4 separate regions of the Homo sapiens genome follow, and all the other regions are linked to region 3. The links are chromatin contacts, found by Hi-C or POLR2A ChIA-PET in ENCODE. All regions are on one chromosome and are shown on one strand. The core of a region is the stretch at or near the end of the contact, and the rest is flanking DNA. Distances in the headings are between cores, read along the strand shown.

Region 1 (3,451 bases), core at 53-2,552, 260 kb before region 3:
GAAAACCCAGTCTCTTCCAGATTTCCAAGGGCTTACTTTCTCCTCCCCACCCTGGCTCCACATTCCTGCTTCCTATGACTCCCAGGAGTTGCTAGTTTTCTCACTTCCTAAGGCTGCTGGCTTTCTTCCATCACCTCAACCCCTTTGGTGTGCAACTCAAACTCTCTCTTTTATTCCTCAGAGCAACCCTGATACCAGGCTTTCCTGGAAACCAGACACTTACTGAATATTGATAGTGAACCATGGCACCATGTGCATGGTACACACACAATTCATTCACCTATTTTCTTCATTAACCCTTTCTTCCGCCATCCTTGCCAAGAATTGCACAGTTTCTAGTTTTAAATTGATGGACTTCCTTTCATTACCAAGACTTTTTTTCTCTTCTTTAACTATTTCCTTTGCACTCCTCTTCATTATCTATACGTGTACACACACACACACACACACACACACACGTAATTTCCACCTTCCCTATGCAATGCATCAGGAAGACTCCAAATCCCTACAAATTCCTGTTACTTAATTACGCAGATCAGTTTCCACTCTCAACTCCAACCCTATTCCAGATTCTAGCCCTAACTTTGTGGTCTACTCTTCTAAATAGGAAGGCTTGACTGACTTTTTTTAAATTACTTTGTTTTGCTTTTTAGCACATTCCAGATGAAGTCCCTAAACAGGGCTCCCTTCCCAACGAGAATTTATTCACGTATTACATGCTTTATAAGGCACTATCCAGAATACCCTCCTTTGAAGTGAGTAAGAAATTGTATCAAAGTCCCGAGGGACAGGACCCCTGATGGGAGTAGAACATAGTCGCACAAGTGCCAAGACACCAGCGTTCATCCTCAAGGGTTCCATTCTGGATTGCAGTAGAAGCTCTTGGAGGGAAAGAGGTCCAAAAAATATGACACACAAAAGTTTTAATAAAGGTCAGCAGCATGCCATCAGCCAACCTCCAAGCCTGATGTGAGTTTACCCCACAGTGAAGGGACATAGGCAGATTGAAGCCACACAGGCGTTCCTGTGACCTGCAAAACATGAACAGGAAGTGCACATTTGTAGAAAGAAATACAGCCACTTTGCTCACTGCACTACCTAGTTCTGGAAGCTCATGTTTTACTCCACCTAAGAGAAAGGGGGAAATTAGAAAGAAGGAAAATGAGAAATGCGGGGTTTTTTTTTAAGAAAGAGAAAAGGGAAAAAGTGAGTCTATGATTGCAAGCAAGATCTTCTGTTCCCCTGCTCTGTCTCTTTAAGGGTGAATTTCAGACTCTGCTTTGCTTCAGGTGACAGCACAGGAAGTAACAGTGAGCCTGGCTCCTTTTTAAGTCTTAAAAAGAGAAAACACCCAATCCTGACTGTGAAAATTCAAGCAGAATTTGATTTATTCTTCACCATGAATGATTCCATTTAAAGCAGGAAATAAACTCTGATAGCAAAAATGTAAATCAAACCTCAATGCATGAAATCAGTCTTCATTTTCCCCCCTCTATTATCAAACTACCACTCCTTTTATTGGAACTATACAGTTGGCTACATCCACCTGCTTTCAAACACAATCTCCATCTTCATTCGGGCTACTATTAAGTTATACTGCTATAACTAAGTACTGTGAACTGAGTGGCTTATGAACCACTAAAATTCATTTCTTACAGTTCCAAGGCTGGAAGCCCCAGATCAGGTGCCAGCATGGTCAGGTTCAGGCAAGGGTCCTTTTCCGGATTGTAGGCTTCTGACTTCTTGCTGTGTCCCCACATGATGAAAAGAGAGGTACTAGCTCTCTGGCCTTTTCCTATAAGGGCACTAATCCCATTCATGAGGGCTCCACCCTCATGACCTAATCACTTCCCAAAGGCTCCACCTCCAAATACTATCACATTGGGGAATCAATTTCAAAATATGAATTTTAGGGGGTAACAGTTCATAACAGCCTGTCCTTGACATGAGATCACATAACCATGGCAAAGAGTCCCCCAACCATCATACTTCCTGCACACACTGAAAATGCAGTGTTATACAGCAACACTCTCTCTTGGTTGGAGTAAGTCACCATTCTGAAGTCAACTACGTCTTTTCATTCTGGCTTATAATTGACCAAAAGTAAAGGGGGAGAAGAAAGAGAAAAGAAAGCTCTTATATGACTACCCAGAGTTTTGTAACCTAGACATGTCTTCAAAGACATGACTTTTTTTCCTGAATGTTCTAAAAATGGATGTTATGTATCTGCTAAAAATATGATAATTAACAAGTATGCTTTGAATCACATAATAGCAAATGTCATTTTCCTGTAAGATAGAGTATCAGTCATGAGCACTAATGTCCAGAGAGAGAGTTAAGCTGCTGACCCTAAAGGGAGAGCCAGCTGCACAACTGTGCATGGGAGTGACCAGAGCAAGTAGCCGAGACAGAGCAGACAGGGTAAGAGAACTGCTGATGAGAGAGCTGCTGAATAAAGCTGTATTTCACCTACCTACGGCACCCCCAAGTGTTCTTTCAGCTATCTGCCATTCAGTCACCCACTCCCTTTGGACCTCAGCTTGGGCTGGAGCCTGACCCTGAATCTAATACCACGCCTTATCTTTTCTTCATGAAACACCCTGAGACAGAATCCTTGTCTCAAGTCACACTATAGCAATAAAGTGGGTCCTTTTCTGCCCTCAAAGAAGAGAGTGCCTGTTCCGCATCTCTTTACTCATTTAGCAAACACCTATGATGATTTAGATTCTGAAGTTGGAAAAGTGAATGTGTTTCTAAGGTGCTCTCAGCCTCATTGGTTACAGAATATGCTTGGCTTCATGGTTCCCCCAAAACTCCGGGCCTCACACTGAACTTAACTTTGTCAATAGCTCAGTGAAGCAGAATGCAGATCATGGCTGTGCTCATTTCAGCATGCTGGTTCCCCCTCCCCTGGGCTCCAGCGGGACTGAGTCAGGTGTCCTTCCTTTTTTGCATTATCCACCAAATATGTGTCTTCACCTTGCCACTCAGAGTGTGACACAGGAACCAACAACATCACATCATCTAAAAGTTTTTTAAAAATGTAAACTCTCAGGCCTCTCTTCAAACCCACTGAGTCAGAATCTGCACTTAAAAGATCCCCAGGCAATTCAAAGGGACAGTAAAGTTGCAAAAGTACAGGTTCTCCAATGCAGCTTCACAATGGCCTCATCCGGGGAACCGTAAAAAATAAAGGTGCCAGGGTCCCACTTCAGAGACTAATTTATTCTGTAAAGGATGCCAGCTGGGACATTGGACTGTTTTAAATCTCCCCAGATCATTCTACTGTGTAGCTAAGTTTCAGAACGCCTGCAGTAGACAGGACTCACCTGTGTGGAGAAGCACCTGGTGTTATCTCAGAATAGGCAGAGGTGGGAGTGAGAATAAGGAAGGGTAGGGGCCAAGGACCTGGGAAGGAAGGCATCATCAAGACACGCTCTGAGATGGCCTC
Region 2 (3,146 bases), core at 250-2,749, 420 kb before region 3:
GTTTTCCAGGTTAGGAACTGAGGCTTCATTAGGGAAGCCATTTTCCTGAGCTTGCACAGAGAGGGGCTTAAACAGAGCTGACATATGAACCTGAACTTCTGAAGCCAAATTCTTGGTCCCGCTCCTGCATCAAGATGCCCTAAAACGATGTTGGGAAACAAAATGAAACGTGTTCAGAAAATGATCTGAATTTATCCAGCACTGGACAAATATCCATAACTGTTATTGTCCCCCAGTATCTTGTTTGCTACTGATATGAATTCTGCCTAGCATGGTTAATTTATAAGCAAATACACATGCTCTGATTCAAGGAGGGTATTCAAGTAAGCCCTCCTTCCCTCCAACATTAACCTTGAAAAACCAATGTAAACAGGATGACAAGTTTATTGTCCTGACACTGAGCTTCCATTCAAGGCACGGAACTGGGGAGGGGAGCCACCCTTTAAACTTTCTCAGCAGTTTAAGTTTAGGATCTTTGTCTGTTCATAGTTGATGGGGGAGAGAAAAGAGAATCTATGGTCTCAAGGCGTTTGTGGTGGGGGCTGCCACCAGAGATGAGAAAGGATAAGAATGTGTTCTTGGAAGGCTGAGATGAGGTCACCTTCATCAGATAAGCATACTCCCCCAGTCTATGGCCATGTGAGAAGAGGGTCTTTGTTAAGCTTCTTCCCCAGCAACACTTTCTGGATTTATTGATTATCTCCAGCAACCCATTGTTCAATCTATCTGATCCAGACTTGGTAAGCTTTATCCCAAGGGCTAAAAATAAAGGTATAGTCAATTGACTTGAAAGAGAATAGGAAATTGATTTCTTAGAGAAGCATTTCATAAATAGTAATGGGTAACATTTATCAAATGTGTACTTTACTTAAGCCAGGCATTATCTCATTTAATCATTTCTTCTTTTAATCTTTCCAACAGCCTTTTACTAGGTCAAGACTATTGTTATGTGCATTTTATAGCTAATAAAGCAAAAGCCCACAACTTTCTCAAGGTCAAGACTCAAACTCAGGGTTGCCTAATTCAGGGCTGTCTATGCTGTTTATGTCAAGTGTTAGTTGGTGATTACCCAAAAACAAATTCTCATTTGGGTAGGTTAGTGGCTTCCTGGGTTTCGAAAAGACTCCTCTCCCAGGGGTGTGAGGGTGTGGAGCAGCCGGTGCTTGCCTTGCCAGCCTGGAGCTGTGAGCCAGACACCTTCCCAGTCCTCTACCCCAGCTGAGTGACTCTGAAATTTATGTCCTGGGCTCAGTTTGTTTGTTTTCTATGAGGAATGACATGGAAATTGGCTGTAGAACTGAATCATGTCAAAAGTTAAAGAAAGCCGAATGGCTTCAAGCACAAACTTTTGATGGTTTACAAATGGGGAATAAATAGTGAAAGTGAAGAAAAGGGAATACAGAAAAAAAAACCCTTCTGTAATTGGCAGAGACATATAACAGATGAGTAACAGGAAACGCCGGAAGGTAAGGTTCAATGCTTAAAAAGGGAGTATCTCAGGAAAGATCTTTATCATAGAGAACTTTATCATAGTGCTTCCTTTCATTTTGGGTTATGAAAGCTAAAATAAGTAGCCTTGTTTCAAGAAAACAGTTTTCCTAAAGGGCAAAGAACAAATGTATTAATGTATACTTAGTGGCTTTGGCAAGTGATTTAAAGGGAAAGTCCTACTCCTTCCAGATTGATGGCCTGCACCTACATACCCATTGGTGGCATCAGCATAAACATTTGACTGCGTCGAGGGTCCAATTTTGATTTCTTGGAGCATCAATTTTCTAACTTAAAATTGGGGCAATAGTCTTATATGACTGTTGTGCTATAGGAAATAAAATAATGATATAGGAGTTAAAAAGAAATTATTCAGGCAGATAGTGAGAATAAGGAAGTCCTCAGTAAGGTTTTCCTTTTAATAAAAAGCAGCCCTAAAATCACTTTTTTTCTAACACAAAGCAGCCTGTAAGATCAAGCTAAAGACATAGATAAGCAAGTTGGAAGCCTGCGTGAGTGAATGCCAGCAGCCATGCCAATAGGAAAAGGCTACACAGGGGTTAGGCATGTTCAACAGGGCAGCTTCATTTTCCCTTTTCTTTGTCAACCACATATGCAGTGAGGAGCAGACAACATGGAGCAGGCCAGGTGGAAAATCCATTCGCATAATAAAAGATTAGGGTGGCATAGCCAGCTTCTTTGCAAACTATGTAAACGTCACACTTGGTCCAACCAATCTTTGGGCCCTATGTAAATCAGACATCACCTTCTCAAGCCAGCCTATAAAACCTCCTGCACTTCACCACAGACCGGAAGACCCACTTGGGCTCCCCATTTTCTCTGCAGGAGAGAGAGCTACTCTCTGTTCTCTTTCTTTTATCTATTAAACCTCCAGTCTTAAACTCACTACTTGTGTGTCCACATCCTTGATTTTCTTAGTGTGAGACAACGAACCTCTGGTACTTAACCCAGACAAAGACGGCACTTCAATAATATATGGGAAAAAACAACTGTAACAAATGCTTATAATAAGCTTTATATAATATAAAGAATTGGTTGCAACAAAATCCCTCTCTTTCTCTTTGACCCCTGAATCAGATACAGCTTCAAGTCCAGAGCACAGTTTCACAGTTAGCTATTGATGTGATTTAACTTTTTCAGAGACTATATCTTAAATATTTTAGATTGTCAACCTGCTGTACAGATAGTAGTCCAGGTAATCCTAGGTAAATAGTATTTGCTGAAAGATTTTTGACTGGTCCTATGGAGAACAAAGAGCCTGAGCCAAGGAAGGTGGGCATCCCTCTTAACATTTTTCCTTAGGAAAAAAAAAAAAAAATCTCGAAGCATGGGTCTCCTAATAAAAGCTGCAATTCATACATTATGCTTGAGGCCAAATATGTAACTTGTGATGCCCAGAGTGAAATGTTATCACAGGTTCCTCAGTTTAAAAAGCAAGATAAAAGAAGATCAGGTAAACGCAATAAAATACAAAACTTTTTTCTCTAAGAAATAGTTTGTTAATTATAAAACATGATGGGGTAAAAGAAGTACATGATTAATGCTATAAACTTAAAAATTATAAAAAATAATATTTCAGTGTCACGATTTTATTTAATACAATAAATAATACTGATTAATGTGATGTCTTCCTTGAT
Region 3 (3,378 bases), core at 10-2,509:
GAACCCAAAATGACCGGGCAGCAACTGCAGCTTTACGTTTAGTGGGCTCTTTACTGTATTCCCTGATGGTATTAATAATTATTTCCCCTCCGGGCACCAAGAGCTTTAGATCCTCAGAGCCTAAAATTGCAGAGACAGACACAAATCCCCACGTGATTGCTCGGGGTGATGGGGAGCAGAGCCACTGCTGCTTCCATTTCGGGGTTCCTGGACCCACCCCTTCCATCTATTCTGCAGCAGGGCTCACTCCAGGGACTACACCTGCTCTGTCTTCTCACTCCCCTTTGCGCAGACTTTGAGAGCAGGGTTCATTTGTATTGCTCTGTGTACATACACTCACTCCCACTGCCCTGCATCAGTAAGGCCACTGATGGAGGAGAAAGGTGCTTTCACATGCCACATATGCCACACCTCTGAGTGGTATGGCTCATTTTCCTCAAGCAAAATATCAGGACCATGGTCCTAATACCTAACACCAGGATGATGGGTCAGGATGTTAAATTGGAGCCAACTCAGGATATCTACAAAAGCAAAATGGCTACTCAATTTGGGTAAAGAGCTGGCAAAGTTAAAAAATATCATAAGCAGTCTATATGTGGTCAGGAAGAAGGGGGACACCGAAGACCAGGATATATAAAGGCTCTGATCCTGGCGGAAATTCAACTTTGGAAATTAGGCTCATTTCTCTGCCAGGCCAGGCTCCCCTTATTTGGAAATCAGGGCAGCGAGATTGTCACCTGGGGTCACAGCAATGCACCAGGTCTCTGTCCCAAGGACCACAGTCTGTCCAGGCTCTGGGAGTGGAGGATGGGCTGGGCAGGGTGTGTGTATGGAATGTGCTAGACAATGGCCAGCTCCCTGGCCACAGCCAACCCTGAATATCCTGCCTTGGCCAGAAGGGTCCTGGAGAGGAAGCAGACACCGAACAATTGGGAAAGGTCTAAAAACCGCAGGAGTCGGCTGAATACAGCCAAGAGGCTGCCCAGTGATGCAATTCATGGGAGACAAAAAAAAAGAAAGAAAGAAAAGGAAAAAAAAAAAAAAAAGAAAGAAAAAAGAGCCCTCCAATCCTACCCAGGAGCATTCATCATTCAGCGTGACCTTCCAGGAATCTGCTGACAGACACAAAGTGTTTTGTGTAACTTTCTGCCTGGGACCTGGAATGACTGACGTGTCCCAGAGAAGGGGCGGAAGGGAGCTGGATGGTGGGGAGACTGGGGGAGGCGGGCAGCCTCGGTTCCCTGCAGGGGATTGTTGGGCACCATCTGCTGGTGGCAAGGGGAACGACACCCCACCTCTGACCCAACAAAGGAAAGCAATGTCTTGGGAAGCAAGTACTGAGGGAGGGCGTCGGGGAGAGGAACACAAACACACTTCTCACCTGCTGAGCCAGAGGCTTCCACAGGTACCTTCTGGTTAGGAAAGAGTTGCTATGCCCATCTTACAGATGGGAAACTGAGGTTCAGGGAGGTGATTAATTTCACCAAGGGTAAGAATGGACGAATTTGTTGCCATTGAATAACCATTCCTTGTTCTGAACTCATTCACAGAGGCTGGAATAGTTCCTGGAACATAAATGCTGGCTGAGTGAATGGCTGAATATGGCTTGAGAAGTAACTTGTGTTTTTGTACTATGCCTGTCTGAACCCAACAAAATAGGAAAAAGTCAATGCAAACCGAGAGTGGTGGCTGCGATTGCAGATGGCTCTCCGGAAACGCCCAGTGCATGACATCCTCCCCGCCTCCTGTTTCATCTGACAAGATTACAAACTACTTCAAAGCCTAGGGTAGGTTTTACTCCTTGTTGACCTCAACCTAGCATTTAGCTGTCCTGGAGGGGCCACAGAAGGAAGAAAGACGATGGAGCTGCATAGGCAGGCACCAGATTTCAAAGAGTCTCAAACCGGTGCAAGGTGACAGGTGACAGGCTACCACTGAAGTTCTGAAGAACCCTTTGCTATTGTGACAGCTTTTCGCCAGCCACCCAGTTGTTTCATGTCTCAGTGGAGGACCCTTATCTTCTCAAAGGTCTAGTGATATTCAGGTACATCAAGCCTTTTCATGCTGAATTCTACCAACATGTCCATCCATCCCGTCCTAATCCCACCCCCCGACACACACACACACACACACACACACACACACATCCTTCCCCCAAACACAGAAACATACCTACACACCAACACTCCTACACACAGGCAAAAACTTCACCAGTCATCAACTGTTACACAGTAAACATCAACATCTCTAAACGCTGAGATAGGTAACATCTTTGAATCCTTGCAATTAATTCCTCCATTATCCATTATTCCTCCATTCTCTCTGACTGGGATGAACATCGCCCTCGGGCAAACTCCCGTTCAACCGTCAAGGCCTATATCCAACATCACCCCACTCTTTGAAACCTTTCCCTACCCCATCACCATTTAGTGTTCCCTTCTCTGACTACCCGGGGAATATGTTTGGAGTTGACAATAACACTTAAAGCATTGTCTTCATGTGTGCATGCTGTTGATGTAAGTAGTAAGAGTTCATTGAATGAATAAATGAACAAATGAACACAGTTTCTTAAAATCCTCTAAGAAAAAGAAAAGGAATTGAGCCAGCTGGAAAGGGAACCTGGCCATCACCAGCCGCTGCAATTCTAGCTTTGGACCCAGGCAGCTCTCAGCCCCTTGGCCTGACCTGGCACCTTTCCACAGATGTGACTGACTGCCCTTCTCAATGTGGGAGGGAAAAGGGAGGCCCCTAACTAATGGAGGGAAATGCACAACTAGTCATCGAGAAAAATTACCTTCAAAAAACAGCAGCATGTCAGAAGCTTTGAGAGCTGAAAGTTTCAACATCCAGCAAATCTCCCCAGACACTTTTAGGCCAGCATTGAACACTCATTTCTTGTTCTCAGGCTCTGACCTGTCTTGGTATTTACCTAGAAAAGATGACTTCCAGACTGCCTGAGAGACATGCACCGTGACTATTGATTAAATGAATGATTTTTAGATGAGAGCATGAAAATAGCCAAAAACCAGTAGTCAATCCACTCATCCAAGATTTTCAGCCTTGTCCCGAGCCCCTAAGTTCTGGATTGGAATGATCCCTCCAGGAAGAAGAAGGACACCAACATTTACTGAGCATCTACTATGCCTCTGCCACTGTAGCTGCACAGCTCGGCTTCAGGGTAGATGTTATCCTTTCCTGACAGATTAGGAAAGAAGCTCAGAGAGGTGAAGTAATGTGCCCAAGGGTACTCAGCTTGTCTGTGGGGCAGCAGGGCTCACTCCGAGGGCATCGAGGCCAGTGCCCTGCCCACTCCACAGCCTCTCCCTGCACACTGAGGGGGCTAGAGACCAGGTAGGAGAGACTACTCACTTCCTTGGG
Region 4 (3,652 bases), core at 224-2,723, 290 kb before region 3:
AATACCTCACTGAATGTCCTTTGTGTCTCTCATGCTGCATGAGCTGAGACCTTGGATCTCAAGCTCGTTTCTGCCCACCCTTTGAGAACTGAAGCTCCCCATGTCTGAGAGAACTCCGTGTCCAGCTTCCCCTGAACTATTCAGTTCCATTCCCTAGGAAATGCTCACCTCTTTTTGCAACCCATAATTTACACATTTCAGAGACTATTCTTTCTTTCCTTCTACCAGGTATGAGCAAAGCCCATCCTCAGATGACCTGCACAATAACTAATATATAGTCTATTATAATAATGCTTTCAGCTGCATTTTTAAGCAGAAAGCCCACTTGTAGAAGAGTTCTCATTTTTTGTTATAAAATTTTCCAATTAGATTGAGTGCATTTGACCCAATTTAAGAGAGAAGAAAATACTCTCTGGTATTTTCAGATAAGACATATTTTTTCTTGTCAGTAACAGAGCTGCTTTCTCCATTTCCAGAAACCTCTGGGCAAGGAAACATGTCAGCAGTAGAGCTAACTCAGAACTGTGTTTGAATTCAGGCTGACAAGGTCTGTTTGAATGCGGGTTCTGCAAGAATCCACAGTTTTGTGGAGTAATATGACCTTCAGCTCCACTTGTTCTATCTGCTAGACAGTTCTACTTTTCAGGGTGATCTCCTCTGGGCATGGATTCTGTCCTTAAGGCATATGTAAATTTTTAACCGCAGGGCCAAACATCTACTATGTAAAACACACAGCGAAAGGCTGCAGGGAGATGTCAGGTTGAAGTGTATTTGGAGAGATCTTCATGCTAACTTGACAATCACTTAGACATCAAAAGGATATTGTCTTCTTTCCAAATGAAGTTCTCGGCCTGCATGATGCCCAAGACCAGATCCTGCACTCCAACTCAAGTCAAAGAAAATAGAGTCGAAAGATCAAAATGACTCCATTTAAATCATAATTGGCGTGTAACATCTGTTCCCATGTACATTCTCCTGTCAAGGACACAGTCTTCAGGAGAACCCACCTGTCTCACTGCACTCTCCATCTTTACTCTAAAAATTCAGAAATCCATGTCTAGTCTTGCTCATCTAGTGCATTCTCCCCATTGTTGCCCAAATAATCTTTCAAAAAATATCATCAATTTTCTGCTCATTATTCTTTGTAGGCTCTGTCTGCTTCTGGCATAAAGTTTAGACACCCAAGCCTGGCATCCACACTATCATCTATATTTGTACTGAAACCTCTCAGCTAGGTTCCGGTTTCCTTGTGCAGCCCATAGTCTGGGGTCAAATGATTTGCCTGTCTCCAAAGGAGCCACTCACACCCATGGGTCAGCCCAGCACTCAGCTGCATCCTGTGCTGGCTTCTCCTTCTGAGACTGTTTATTCTTTCTTCAAGCCTCAGCTGCAATATAATCCACTCTCGGAAAACTTTCCAAATTGCTCTCCACCCAGAGGTTAGTCACTTCCTTCTCTTTGTCCTGTGGAACCTCACAGATACATATTTCAAAGCATTTCTGTCCCGATGCCATAGAATTGTTCATAAGTCAGTGGCCTGGAAAGACCACAAACTCTTCCAGGCCTGGCACTTTTTCATATTTATTTGGTGTCATCCTTTGGACAAAATGGGAAACATAGGAAAGAATTAATAACGAATAACAAATTGTGGAGGGAGGAGAGGGAGAAGGAAGTATTTACTCAAAGTCTCGTAGCTTGGGGGAAACAGTGGGAGGTAAGACAAGACACTGAGATAAGGAATGAGATGCAAAGAAGGCGTTGGGAATGGAAAAACAGTAAGTTTATTTGTAACATGTGGTATACCAAGGGCCTGTGGGGCACTGGGTGGGGTTGTCAAGTGGACAGTAGGGTATGCTTCTGAATGTTCCTCAATGTTTGAGGCAAAGGAGAAAGGTCAGGTTTGGAAGTGAAAGTTTTTAAAAGTCAGCAGCCTTTGTAGGTAGCTACAGCCATGGATATCATGAAAGTCTGAAAAACTGCGGAGAGCTATAAAACCCTGTATAATCAAAGATTTTAAAAGTAGACATCAACAGAATGAGAAGACATGCCCCAGACTGGGAGAAAACATTTGCAAAAGACATATCCGATAAAAGACTGTTATCCAAAATATACAAAGAACTCCTAAAACTCAGCAATGAGAAAATGAACAATCTGATTTTTAAAATAGGCAAAAGGCCTCAAAAGACACTTCACAAAAGAAGGTGTACAGAAGGCAAATAAGCGTATGCAAAGTGCTTCATATCATGTGACATTAGGGAACTGCAGATTAAAGCAGCAATGAGATACCACAACACACCTATTAGGACACCAAGGGACAAAACACTGACAGCAACAAGAGGAAAGATGTGGAGCAGCAGGAGCTCACAGCTGCTGCTGGTGGGAATGCAAAACGGTGCAGCCACTTTGGAAGACAGTTCAATAGTTTCTTACAAAACTAAACATACAAATATCATACGAACCAGCAATTGTACTTCTTGGTATTTATCCAAATGAGTTGAACGCTTAGGCCCACACCAAAACCAGCACACAGATGTTTATGGCAGATTTGTTCGTAATGTCCAAAACTTGGAAACAACCAAGATTTCCTTTAGTAAGTGAATGGACAAATAAACGGTAGTACATCCAGACAATACAATGTTATTCAGCACTAGAAAGAAATGAGCTATCAACCAGCCTGGCCAACATGGGGAAACCCTGTCTCTGCTAAAATACAAAAATTACTTGGGCGTGGTGGTGTGTGCCTGTAAACCCAGCTACTCGGGAGGCTGAAACAGGAGAATTGCTTGAGCCCAGGAGGCAGAGGTTGCAGTGAGCCGAGATCATGCCACTGCACTCCAGCCTGGCCGACAGAGTGAGACTCCAGCTCCAAAAAATAAAATAAAAAAGAAATAAGCTATCAAGCCATAAAAAGACATGGAGGAAACTTAAATGCATATTATTTAGAAAAACCAATTTGAAAGGCTATGTACTGTATAATTTCAACTATATGACATTTGAGAAAAGGCAGAACCATGGAGACAGTAACAAAATTAGTGTTACTAGGGATTTGCAGATTAGCTGGGAGGGAGGGATAAATAGGTGAAATACAGAGGATATTCTGAGCAGTGAAACTATTCTGTAAGATACTACAATGGATATGTTCTTATATGTTTGTCAAAACCCAAAGAGTACACAGCAACAAGTGTGAACTCAAACTATCAACTCTGGGTGATGATGATGTATCAAGGTAGGTTGTCAACTATAACAAACGTGCCTCTGCTCAGAGATGTTGATAGTAGAAGAGGTTCTGCATAGTGGGAACTCTCTGTACTTTGTTCCATTTTGCTGTGAACCTAAAACAGCTCTAAAAATAAAGTTTGTCAATGTTTTCTTAAAAGTAAACAGAAGAATAAAAGTCAATGAAGGACCAGGAAGGAAAATTCAGAGTGACACATATCTACAAGATTTAAATGAAAATGTTTTCCTCTGATTTATTCTTTCCAGAAAATGCTCCTGCAGGCCAAGCATGGTAGCTCACGCCTGTAATCCCAGCACTTTGGGAGGCCAGGTGGGCAGATCGGGTGAGCCCAGGAGTTCAAGACCAGCCTAGGAAATATAGTGAGCCTGTTGTCCCAGCTATTCCGGAGGCTGAGGTGGGAGGATAACTTAGCAG

What was found. A loop is a pair of places that touch in the nucleus more often than their neighbours do. ChIA-PET counts read pairs that join two places held with the same protein, here RNA polymerase II (POLR2A). Pooled maps may share reads with other maps.
Region 1: a loop to region 3 is called in a pooled map, with 3 times the contacts of the local background. The contact joins two enhancer-like sites. A Hi-C loop is called at or near these places in 1 of 168 maps with a recorded cell type or tissue (GM12878), 13 of 37 single-sample maps with no recorded cell type and 10 of 50 pooled maps. POLR2A ChIA-PET finds 5 or more read pairs at or near these places in 2 of 52 experiments (GM12878 and MCF 10A).
Region 2: a map of PC-3 shows a loop between it and region 3 (10-fold over the local background). The contact joins two enhancer-like sites. A Hi-C loop is called at or near these places in 3 of 168 maps with a recorded cell type or tissue (GM12878, PC-3 and endothelial cell of umbilical vein), 31 of 37 single-sample maps with no recorded cell type and 11 of 50 pooled maps.
Region 4: a map of PC-9 shows a loop between it and region 3 (10-fold over the local background). The contact joins two enhancer-like sites. A Hi-C loop is called at or near these places in 7 of 168 maps with a recorded cell type or tissue (PC-3, PC-9, dorsolateral prefrontal cortex and 3 more), 1 of 37 single-sample maps with no recorded cell type and 9 of 50 pooled maps. POLR2A ChIA-PET finds 5 or more read pairs at or near these places in 1 of 52 experiments (OCI-LY7).

What each region holds. Positions count from the first base shown.
Region 1 is chr2:12,125,547-12,128,997 of GRCh38, reverse strand. The region is part of intron 2 of MIR3681HG (MIR3681 host gene); the gene reads right to left. Among named protein-coding and RNA genes, the nearest start is that of MIR3681, 72 kb to the left of the region's middle. Within about 2 kb of position 1,302, at least 5 of the 41 ENCODE cell types and tissues checked have a DNase peak (open chromatin) inside an H3K27ac peak, as active enhancers do.
Region 2 is chr2:12,285,649-12,288,794 of GRCh38, reverse strand. The region is part of intron 3 of MIR3681HG (MIR3681 host gene); the gene reads right to left. Among named protein-coding and RNA genes, the nearest start is that of MIR3681, 88 kb to the right of the region's middle. Within about 2 kb of position 1,499, at least 4 of the 41 ENCODE cell types and tissues checked have a DNase peak (open chromatin) inside an H3K27ac peak, as active enhancers do.
Region 3 is chr2:11,861,697-11,865,074 of GRCh38, reverse strand. All of the region lies in intron 4 of LOC105373430 (a long non-coding RNA gene), which reads right to left. Among named protein-coding and RNA genes, the nearest start is that of MIR4262, 26 kb to the right of the region's middle. RefSeq lists a silencer at 1,223-1,272 and an enhancer at 1,543-1,592. Within about 2 kb of position 1,259, at least 11 of the 41 ENCODE cell types and tissues checked have a DNase peak (open chromatin) inside an H3K27ac peak, as active enhancers do.
Region 4 is chr2:12,153,597-12,157,248 of GRCh38, reverse strand. All of the region lies in intron 2 of MIR3681HG (MIR3681 host gene), which reads right to left. Among named protein-coding and RNA genes, the nearest start is that of MIR3681, 44 kb to the left of the region's middle. Within about 2 kb of position 1,473, at least 7 of the 41 ENCODE cell types and tissues checked have a DNase peak (open chromatin) inside an H3K27ac peak, as active enhancers do.